Regions from separate parts of the Homo sapiens genome. Here region 2 is linked to region 1. A link is an interaction called in ENCODE POLR2A ChIA-PET data of the cell type or tissue named here. Cell type or tissue: GM12878. All regions are shown on one strand. Links, peaks and the distances in the headings refer to the core of each region. The heading gives the core; the rest is flanking DNA. Region 1 overlaps LINC02698 (long intergenic non-protein coding RNA 2698). Region 2 has its middle 73 kb from the start of LINC02698.

What was found. ChIA-PET counts read pairs that join two places held together with the same protein. Peaks named below come from ENCODE experiments on the same cell type or tissue, not always from the same donor. Only the 100,000 strongest peaks of a DNase experiment are listed, where the experiment ranks them.
Region 2: POLR2A ChIA-PET joins it to region 1 with 5 read pairs; 1 of 35 experiments calls an interaction of 5 or more read pairs at or near these places.

What each region holds. Positions count from the first base shown.
Region 1 is chr11:115,873,331-115,876,250 of GRCh38, reverse strand. All of the region lies in intron 2 of LINC02698 (long intergenic non-protein coding RNA 2698), which reads right to left. Among named protein-coding and RNA genes, the nearest start is that of LINC02703, 45 kb to the left of the region's middle. In GM12878, for the core only: no CTCF peak of the experiment used is centred there; DNase peaks (open chromatin) are centred at 1,210 and 2,350; H3K27ac peaks cover 2,044 bases.
Region 2 is chr11:115,584,422-115,587,341 of GRCh38, reverse strand. No RefSeq gene overlaps it. Among named protein-coding and RNA genes, the nearest start is that of LINC02698, 73 kb to the left of the region's middle. RefSeq lists an enhancer at 1,431-1,500. In GM12878, for the core only: a CTCF peak has its summit at 1,780; DNase peaks (open chromatin) are centred at 1,691 and 2,381; H3K4me3 peaks cover 426 bases; H3K27ac peaks cover 2,188 bases.

The sequences.
Region 1 (2,920 bases), core at 205-2,704:
AATATTTACAGATAATATTATATTAAACATAGAAAATCCAAAAGAATATATGATAAATAATCATAATTTAAAAAATTATTGAGAAAGGTTGTTGAAAACAAGGTCAATATGTAAAAACCAAATATAAGTGTATAATACTAGCAAAGAGCTGGAAAATAGATTATTCTTTAGATATTATAACCTAGTCATAATAGCATCAGAAAATATAAAATAGTAATAAATCTGATAAAAGGTATGAAAGACTTCTACACATACATACACCCCCAAAAAACCCTATAAAACATTATTGGAAAAATTAAAAGATCTAAATTCATAAGCATTAAAAACTAAATACTGTGAAAACATCAATTATATCCAAACTGAGCTATATATTCACTTTAATATCAATCAAAATGTCAATAGTTTTTCTTTATTCCTTTTTTCTTTGTGAAATTGAAAATGTATTATTTTAAAATGTACATAAAAGCACAAATGGCCAAGAAGCTAAGACATTCCTTAAAGAAGAACAAAAAGGTAGAAGGATATACCACTAAACTATAATAATTAAGATAGTGTGACATTAGTACAATGATAGTTAAATAGACCAATGAGGTGGAAGAGAGTTTAGAAAATACCATACATGTATGGACATTGGCTTCTGAGACTGTGGAACTGTGGGAATAGGACAATCTTTTCTATAAATAATATTGGAACCCTCGGATACCCATATACAAAAAATAAACTTGACCTTTATACCAGAGCATATACAAAAATTAATTTCAGTTGGTATTCATATCTGAAAGTGAAAGCACTATAAAGATTCTATGTGATAATATAGGATATTATTTCTATGGACTTAGGAGAAAAACAGAAATTATTTAGAAGCACATAAAAGTACTAATCATGAAAGAAAAGGCTGTTAAATTAGACTACACTAAAACTAAGAACTTCAACTTATCAAAAGATACCATGAGTAGAAAAAAAAAACATGTGCTCAGACAGAGAAGTTATTTGCATCCATATAAAGTAAGCAAAGATTCAATCTAAAATATATGAAGAGCTCTTACAAATCAATAAAACACAGACAATTAATTAAAAAGTGGGTGAAAAGGGGACTTCATAAGAAAAGATATTTCAGAGGCCGGTAAACATATGAACGTGATCAACCTTATTAGTAATCAAGGAAATGAAAACTAAAACCACAATGAAACACCACTACACATCTACCAGAGTAACTGAAACTCACAAGATTGGTAATAGCAAGTGTTGGCAAGGTTGCGCAGCCACTGGAGCACTCAGACATTGTTGATGGGACTGTACGTTGGTACAATTACTTGGAAAACAGCTTGGTATTACCTGCTAAACTTAAACTTACATATATTCTATGACCCAGCAGTTTCAATCCCAAGTAAATATCCAGCAGAAATATACACATGTGCACCAAAAGACACGTACAGGCTGGGCAGGGTGGCACACGCCTGTAATCCCAGTAACCTGGGAGGCTGAGGCAGGAGAATTGCTTGAACCCAGGAGGTAGAGGTTGCACTGAGCTGAGATCACACCACTGCACTCCAGCCTAGGCGTGAGACAAAGTGAGACTCCGTCTAAAAAAAAAAAAAAATTGTGCAGGGATGTTGTTCATAGTAACATTATTTATAATAACCCCAAAGTGAAAACAATCCAAATTCTAACAGTGGAATAGACAGATGAATGGGGTATATTTGTACAGTGGTAAAGTATACAGCAATGAAAATAAACTGCTGTATGCAACGATGGGTGACTCTCATGTATATAATAGTGATCAAAATAAGTCAAATACAAAATAATATATAGTATAAGTCTATTTATATAAAGTCCCAAAATAGGCAATATTAATCTATAATCTTAGAAGCCAGAAGAAGAGTAACCTCTGGATAAAAATAAGCCTCCAGAAGTAGAAAGAGAGTAGTGAGGGGGAGGAGGGGACAAGAAGAGAGCATCTTGGATGCTAGAGGTGTTTTATTTCCCAATCTAGGTGACGGCTTCCTAGGTGTCTATTGCATGATAATTTGTGGAACTATGTAGTTTCGTGTTTTGTGTGTATTTCTGTATGAGTGTTATATTTCAATTGAAAAAACGTTTTAAAGAAAAATAAGCATAATGTCCATGATAAACTAGAAATAGTTTAAGCCCTCGGCTGCATAAGTGGATTGAAAAGGAAAGGTCAAAGGAACTTTGTGAAGGGAGGATAAATTAATGAAAACAGGGGTGTACTTCAAATAGCAAATTCACAGTAAATGGAGGTTATTTTTACAAAGTCAACTCTCAACTTCCTTTTTTTCGTTGTCTTCATAAATCATGCAAAGCGGGCTGCCTGCCTTGGCAGTTCCATACTAAAATTGCTCCACATACACATTCATGTGTCCTCCCCTATTTGAAGGTAAACAAGTCTCAGCCAAGACAAAATTGAAAAAGTTTGTAGGGTATTTCTTTTGTCTCCAGTTTCTTTCTGTAGCTTTGGTGTATTTTTTCAAGTTCACTGGGCTTGCAGTCAGAACCTCAGGTACAAGTTCAAACTAAATATCTCTTGTTTCATAGTCACTGGTCCTGGGAATAGTTACTTGACAGCTCTGAGCCTCAGTTTCCTTTTTTGCACAACAGGAAGAATACAAATGCCTGCCTCCCAGAATTGTGAACACTAAGTGACACAAAGCATACACACACACACACACACACACTTCAAACCTCAAGGTGTACACCTGAAAGGGACTGCTCTCCCTCCCCGCCCATCTCCTTGGCAATGCCCATTTCAGGTGTTAACTCTTTTAACCCTCCCCCCTGTATCATAGCAGGGAAGAATCTGATATCAGTAATTTATATTCCAAGGATTGATTGATTATTCTCCAACTGGAGCTCAGCCAGGCATTTGCATTTTATGCCTTTTATTCCTAATTGTGGCATG
Region 2 (2,920 bases), core at 219-2,718, 290 kb after region 1:
AAAACATTCTAAAATTGGTTGTAGTGATGGTTGAACAATTCAGTGAGTATAGTAAAAACCATTTAATTCTACATTTTAAATAGGTGAATTGTGAATTGTATGTCAATGAAACTGGTACTCCCAAAAAGAAAAAAAAAATTAAACCTACTCATTCCCCTACCAAAGGCTTCTGCTGGTTTCTCATCACCCAAAAATAAAGCTCAAGCTCCTTGGCCCACCATGAAACTCTCCCTTGACAATTTGGCCCCACCTCATTTTTCAGCCTCATCTTCCTCTCTTCTTGACATGTACCCCAAATGCTGAGCTTTTGAGCTTGCCCTGTTCCTGAACATACCATGCTGTGGCTGCCACAGGAGTCCAGGCCTTTGCATTGTGTTCTTCTCTCCTGCAATGCCTTTTCTTTGATCTCTATCTGACAAATGCTGATTTATTCTTCAGGATCCAAGATGAGCATCACCTGTTCTATGCAGCCTTTCCCAGCTTTCCCAGGAAGAGTTTATCTCACTCCTGGGCTGCCATGACACTCTGTTTATAGTCTATTTTTGCGCTTATCACATTTTATTTTAATTACCTCTCTGCATAGTACCTTCCCCACTAGCCTGGACCACGGGCACTTCAAGGACAGAATCTATGCCTTATTTATCCTTGTACCCATCTCTCCACCCTACTCCCACCACATGTGACTAAAGGCACAGGAGAGAAAGAGAGAGAGACATGCATGCACCCCTTAGAGTCCAGCCTATAAAAAGTAGTTAACAAATGTGAAGAAGGGAGAAGGAAAGCAAGTGAAAGAGGACAATCTCTGGCATTGGAGAACTAGGTTTGATCTCATCCCACTCCATACTGGCTGAGCAACCTTGGTTAAAACTTAACCTCAGTCAGGAGTTCTAGACCAGCCTGACCAACATGGTGAAACTTCATCTCTACTAAAAATACAAAAATTAGCCAGGCGTGGTGGCACACAACTATAATCTGAGCTACTCAGGAGGCTGAGGCAGAAGAATCACTGGAACCCAAGAGGTGGAGGTTGCAGTGAGCTGAGATGCCGCCACTCATTGCACTCTAGCCTGGGCGACAGAGTGAAACTCCGCAAAAAAAAAAAAAAAAAAAAACAAAAACACTTAACATCAGTTTTCTGTAGTACAAAAGATGGTTAGCTGGGCCATTTGTGTTAAACTCATTAAGCCCTACAACGACGCTTTGAAGGAGGTATTACTATGTATATTTCATAAGTAAGGAGCTCAAGGCCACACTCCTAGCACCCTAAGTGATCTAGATGTTCCAAGTTAGTTCGAGAGGTTTGTTTCTCTGACCCCAAGGCCTGAGCTTTCAACCTCAACAATTTGTATGTCATAAGCTGATAGTTGCTACCTATTATTTAACTTTCTTCCAACTATCAGAGGACCCTGGAGTCAAACAGCACCAGGTCCCACTCTCCGTTGACGTGAACTGTATTCAGTTCAAAGCGCTCTGCCTCTCAAACTCAGTTCACTACCCTGGGGATTTCCAGAATGTTACCATGAGGCAAATGCATGCCTGAAACTTCCATTCACTGCTCTCCACCCAGCCAGAGCTCACTCATTTTTTAGCACCCAACTCAAATTCAATGTCCTTTAAGACATCTTCTTAACTCTTTTTTGTATTATTTGAGGTCTTACATTCTGAACCACTTATTTTAACCACACATCTCTAAATTTCACTTTCCGTTCACAGACAAAATTGTCCATTCATACCCCTACTCTCGTCTTCTTCCTGCCCAGTCATTTGGTGACACCCTGCGATACGCACTCCATCCTCACCACTCCGTTAGAGCTACATTCTCCCCGTTACCTAGAAACCTACCTCTGTGCCGGATTAAATGCATTTTTCAGAGCTCTTCTCCCTCATCCCCTGCAGCATTTGACAGCATTCTCTCCTCCCTCCGCCTCCTCCTGGACACAGTGGACTGCCTTCTTCACTGGCCTTCCCACTCCCCACTCCCTCACTCCTTTTTCTCACTGGGCCTGCCTGAGGCTCAGGTGGGTCCCTTGCTTCTCCAGCCTTCCCATCTTCTTCCTCGAAGTGTGACATCTCTCATATCTCAAGCAATAGCCCTGACTTCTTCCCTTAGCTCCAGTTGAGTGTCTCCAACTGCCTTCTGGGCTTTTCTACTTGGATGCCTCACTGTCACTCAACATTTAATTTGTCTAAATCCTGGAAGTGCTATTAATACTTATGTACAAAATGAGCTGTAGATACCAATATCGTGATGAACTATAAAATGCCTCTCCCATTGTTCCGCACCCCCACCCCAACGTGGTCTCTCTCAGAATGGCACATGAATTTGTTTATCCCACCAAATGAGTCATCGAGAGCTCTGAAATGAAAATGTACACATACACACACACTGCCTGAGATATTTGGGCCTGGATTTGTCACCAGGAACCTCGCAACTAATAGTCAACCCATTATCATGTAGTGCCTGTTCTGTGCCCAGCACCGTGCTAGATGCTTCTAGAGTACAGTGATGTTTCCTGCATAAAACCTATCATTAAACAGATTACAGCACGTACCTTCTCAAAAATAGCATAGCATAAAACCACACTTATCATCTTCCCCCACAGTTGACCATCATTTTAGTCATCTATGTTTATGACAGTGGGGGGTCCCCCCTCCTCATTACTTCTTCCTCTTCTCCACACTTTTCCCCAAATCTGATCAATTCCAAATCCTGCTAGTTCCTGTTGGGGCTCAGAAACTGATACCACAAAATATGGTACTTTGTCATGACAAACTGAAGAAGCCTCAAGGTCTCTCTGACCTTCCCCCTGGCCTCCAGCCCCAACCGTCTCTCCCAAAGCCTTTATCTAAGGCACAGACCCATCAAAAGAAGCGGTTGTTTTTTAATTCCCCTCCCTCTAAGACCAAGAATATCACCACA